Linked DNA regions of Mus musculus: region 1 is linked to region 2. The links are chromatin loops, found by intact Hi-C in ENCODE. Cell type or tissue: heart. All regions are shown on one strand.

What was found. A loop is a pair of places that touch in the nucleus more often than their neighbours do. Peaks named below come from ENCODE experiments on the same cell type or tissue, not always from the same donor. Only the 100,000 strongest peaks of a DNase experiment are listed, where the experiment ranks them.
Region 1: it touches region 2 in a loop (9-fold over the local background); 37 of 42 quality-filtered maps call a loop at or near these places.

Annotation. Positions count from the first base shown.
Region 1 is chr5:99,201,323-99,203,822 of GRCm38, reverse strand. No RefSeq gene overlaps it. Among named protein-coding and RNA genes, the nearest start is that of Rasgef1b, 50 kb to the left of the region's middle. In heart, CTCF peaks have their summits at 1,085 (motif pointing left) and 1,289 (motif pointing left); a DNase peak (open chromatin) is centred at 1,172; H3K4me3 peaks cover 256 bases.
Region 2 is chr5:99,890,882-99,893,381 of GRCm38, reverse strand. No RefSeq gene overlaps it. Among named protein-coding and RNA genes, the nearest start is that of Vamp9, 14 kb to the left of the region's middle. In heart, a CTCF peak has its summit at 1,108 (motif pointing right); no DNase peak of the experiment used is centred here; H3K27ac peaks cover 328 bases.

The DNA of each region.
Region 1 (2,500 bases), 690 kb after region 2:
GGGTCTGAAGAAGAAGGAAGTGTTGGAAGGAGATCAGAGAGTGGGGCACACACAGCTGAGGGGGTGGGAGGGACCCAGATGTGGAAACATGAAAGCGGTACTTGCTAGGCAATGACTAATGATATGATAACTGTCTGTAAACACAGAGTGTGTAGGTTGGGAGTGCCAACAAGTATTGCCTCACTCAGCACCAGATACAATCTGAGAAGTAGCAAGGCAGACAGAGACACAGACAGCATCCTGAAATACAGGGGTGGCAGGGATGGGGTGGGGCAGACACTGAAGAGATTTTACAAAGCCTACTTCCTCTCTACGAACAACATCCACCAATCTGTCCACCCACTCACTTATTCCCCACCCCCTTTTATCCCCAATAAACCTCAAGCTACTTACACCCCAGAAAGCCTCTTTTTCTTGCTTTTCTTCATCTAAATGCTTTTCCTGAATCCTCTCCATTGTTTCTCTCCAGCAATGCTGACCTAAGAACTGGTTGCCAAAGCAATAGCATGCTATGGTGTAAGAGCGGACGCTGACTCGAGTCTGGTGCGGGAGGGTGGAGTGAAGGATCCACAACAGCCTTGATGTTGTTCTCAAAGCTACCGTTGATCCTGGAGGCATACCTAATTCAAGAGAGTGGAGACGGTTCTGTACCACTACTGTAAGCAACACCAAACTTGTGACTCTCCTCGTGTCTTCTCTCTGTCTCCAGTGTGACAGAGTCACCCATCTTGTGATCGTCAGCATGTATCTCCAAGTACACTCACTACAGATACTGATAGCACTCCCTCTTCTCCGGAACCCAAAAAGGATCAGATAGGGCTGAGCTGGGAGCTCAGAAGAAGCCTGAAGTAGAGTTCAAGAAGGCTCGGTCAACTGTAGAGCCATGGGGGCTGAAGGCAGGAAAATCACCATATTGATTAGACTGATAATGGAGAAAGAGTGAGTGGCTTCCATGGTGCCAAGAGGTGACTGGACACCCTTCATCCAGTCCCAGAACCCAAAGCATCTTCAAAAAAATAGATTCAGAACTATCGATCCTCTGCCGTCAAAGGGACTTCACCGCCCTCATGTGGTGAACACAGCACCGGCACTGGAGTATCAGATGGGCCTTGTTTTAAGAAGTAGGAAGCGGGAAGCCATTGTATTAGAAGGCAACTGCTCAAGCTAAAGAGCTTCATTTAATTGGAGGGCCACCAGGGTTTGGAACTATTTGGGGCTCTTTCTGCTTTTATGAATTCTCAACTAGTCCTCTACTGATTTCCACTTCTTTCTCTTATAGGCAACGAGAGGGACATCTTTGGTGAAATGCTGCCATCTTGTGGGAATTGTGAGAAGAACCATGGTTTTTACCTGGCAGGTATTGTCGGCTTTTTGAGAAGCCAGGACCTTTGAAGTCAGAATTCATCCTTAGGAAAAACCATGACCGCAGTCCAATTTACCTTTGACATTAATATCTTCCTTTTGTAGAGGAAAGGAATTTGCTCCTTTAGAGTTGTAGCCTGGCCATTTCTGTGTGAATGTATACATTCCTCAGACCAGCAACACATAGGCACACACATGCACACGCGGGCGCGCGCACACACACACACACACACACACACTTCTTGCCAAAGCTTCTTGTACTTCCCCATCCCTTCAAGACGGAAAGGGGTGTCCAGCACACTTGAATTCACACCAAGTGTCTATAAGTGCTGGTCACTTCAACAATGGCGACTCACAGTCTTCCTCTGCTCTCTAGCAGACTACTCAGGTTTTCTCCAGCTTTTCCCATCATTCCATCCTGTTATCCCAACCCACGACTCCAGTAGGCATCCCTAGCAACTCGCCAGTCAAGCCTACAGAGAAGCAAGCAGACCAGAGAAACAGGTGGGTGAGCTTCAGATCTTTTTCTCCTCTCCTCCACATCCATCCTCTAATCTCGTTCCAGGTCCATAAGAGACTAGCTGTTGTGGCCTCTCCTCACTCTCTGCCCCCATTCCCAGAGGAATAAACAGATCCTAGCAGACAACACTGCTTTTTTTCCCTACTGCGGACCATCTCATATCCTGCCTCCTAGTCCATCCGAATTCCTCAGCATCAGATCCCAATACGTAGAAACACATTTTACCCAGAAACCCTAGTGGTCACTCCTGGCAGCAACCCAGAAGAATTAACTACTAGATATTACACAACTAGTAGACCCTCCTAAAAACCAGAGAGGGCAACAGAAACCAATGAATGAAACACCTATCCAACAACATAAAAGCAGATTTAAACATCTAGAATTACAATCTTCCCAAACCCTAGGTGACAGCATAAAAAACACAGTAAATAACAACTGGGACAATATGACTCCAGTAGAGTCCAAAAACCTAGGCATCCTTCTTCCAGAAGAACCCAAAAAGCATCTTGAACCGAATGGATTCAGAGCCATCGGCTTTCTGGAAGAAGTATTCCAAGCAAACAGACTTAAGAAGCAAGCTTGTGTGGCCATTGTAGTATCTAACAAAATAGCCTTCAA
Region 2 (2,500 bases):
ACGTTAGGCCTAGCTTGAGCATATGAGACCTCAAAGCCCACCCCTGAAGTGATCTACTTCCTCCAACAAGGCCACACCTATTCCAACAAGGCCATATTTCCTAATAGTGCCCCTCTCTATGAGCCTATGGGGGTCATTTTCATTAAAATCACCACAATACAATATATTCTGATATGGTTTACTCTCCCCTAACTCCTCCTAGATCCTCCCTACCTCTACCTCCCATCTGAATTCATATTCTTTTTGTCTCTCAGAAAATAAACAGAGATCAAAACTTTGATAAGGGGCTTGCTATGTTTTGGAATAGCATCCCTCATAGATCCATGAGCTAAAGGCTTAGATGACAGCTGACAGCACATTGGGAGGTGGGGCCTATCCAGATTGCTGAAGAGACCATATACTTTGGATACAGGACTTAGAGGCTCTGAACTGGATCTGACCTAAAGGCTTCCTCCCTGAGGTCTGATGCCTATGAACGAAAGCAATGACCAGCATGGCGTGATTTCCCTAAAGGTACAATGGTGGCACACATGCCTTGGCAGGAACCAACAGCTTTGAAATTGTACTTAAAACTTGTTCAGTATACTCATTTGAATGAGAATGCAGCCATGGGTGTATGTTTGAATATATACTTCCTAGTTGGGGGAACTGTTGGGGAAGGATTGTGAGGTGTGGCTTTGTTGAAGTAGATATGGCCTTGTTGGAGGAGGTCGATTACTAAGGGTGGGCTTAAAGGTTTCAAAGATCAACCATCCCCACTAAATAAGATGTAATAAAAAGTGAACTTTAAAATGATATAATTCTGAAAAGGGGGACTTACTAAAGGTCATCCCATCTTAACGATGATGAGTAAAATATGCTTAAGAGATGTGTTCAGGATCACAGATGGGGTTAAACAAATACAGTTTTAAACCTTAGTATTTTCTCTACTTTCACAAAAACCGCCTTGCCTTTATTAAATGAGAATTTGGGTCATATGGCTTTGGAGAAAGTTTTTGGAAAGCTGGCATATATTTCTGCAGTTTTTGCTTATCAATTATGTAACTTTCCTATTGTGGGAGGCAAGAGGCAGTTTAGGCTGCTAACATACCAGCATGTTAGCTGGGGCCTGATGAGGGCGCTCTTACTCAATGCATGGCTTGAAAACTGCTGTTCATTCTAGCTAAGGCCAAAACCTGCTAAAGCAAGTGAGTGTGGGAGTGTACTGCTTCAAACCAACCAGGCTATCTCAGGTCAGGCTCAGTTTACAAACAGGAGCCGTGAAGAGAACCGTAACTTTATCTTTGGTTTGAAGGCACCACTGCGTATGTTTAAAATAGTAAGAAACCTTCCAGAGTTAGCATGACTATGGAGGGGGGATGTGGGATTTGGTGGAGATTTGGTCTATCCAGTGCTGAGGAGCCGACCAGGAGCTAGTGTAACTCCTTTCCCTGTGGCCCTCTCTCCAGAGCTGCCTCTAGCTGCTTGCACATCAGATCGGTGGGGTTGTCTTGAGCATGTGTTCGGTTCTGAGATTAGCTTGTTGAAACTTTTGTTTTCTTGTGCCCAAAATGACTTTTTCTTTTTCTTGACTTGCCGATTGAAAAGTTATCCCTATGTTCTGCTTTTGTATTCAAGCTGCACATGACAGGCTGTTGTGGGTAAGAAGTTCCTGGTTAGTTTCACCTTGCCACATCATACGCAAGCATTGGGTGTGTTCATTTTCTCATCCCTTTGATGCGAGACAGCAGTGATGCTGCCCCTTTCTAACCTGGGAAGGGAGTAAGTTATCTTACCTCCTCTGATTTCAGTCTCCTTACAGAATGGGGCATTAAACCTGCTGTAGGACAGCCATGTGGCATGTGGCCCGACCATCTTTTTCTAGAATGTTCTTTGATACTAAGACTTTGATTAATCCTCTTTGACTTTAATTGTTAAAAAAAGAGGAACTTTTTAAAAAGGTTCTTTTCTTTTCTTTCCTTCCTTCCTTTCTTCCTTCCTCCCTTCCTTCCTCCCTCCCTCCCTCCCTCCCTCCCTCCCTCCCTCCCTCCCTCCCTCCCTCCCTTCCTTCCTTCCCTCCCTCCCTCCCTCCCTCCTTCCCACCTTCCTTACTTTTCTCTTCCTCCTCCTCCTTCTTCTAAAGAGGTTTATCTATTTTATATATGTGAGTACACTGTTGCTGGCTTCAGATACCAGAAGAGGGCATCAGATTGCATTACAGATGGTTGTGAATCACCATGTGGTTGCTGGGAATTGAACTCAGGACTTTTGGAAGAGCAGTCAGTGCTCTTAACCACTATGCCATCTCTCTAGCCCTCCCCCCCCAATGGAACTTTTAGAAAAATTTTTATTTGCTTCCTTCATTGACAAAAACTGTGCATTTATTATTATTTGATAATATTTCATAAATATTCCATAATATTAAATATAGTTGTTCATAAGATCCAACTTTAGTTTTTCTTTTCCTGGGGCTGAGGGAAGCAAGATTCGGAAGAAACATGACTAGAAAGAAGAGTAGCTT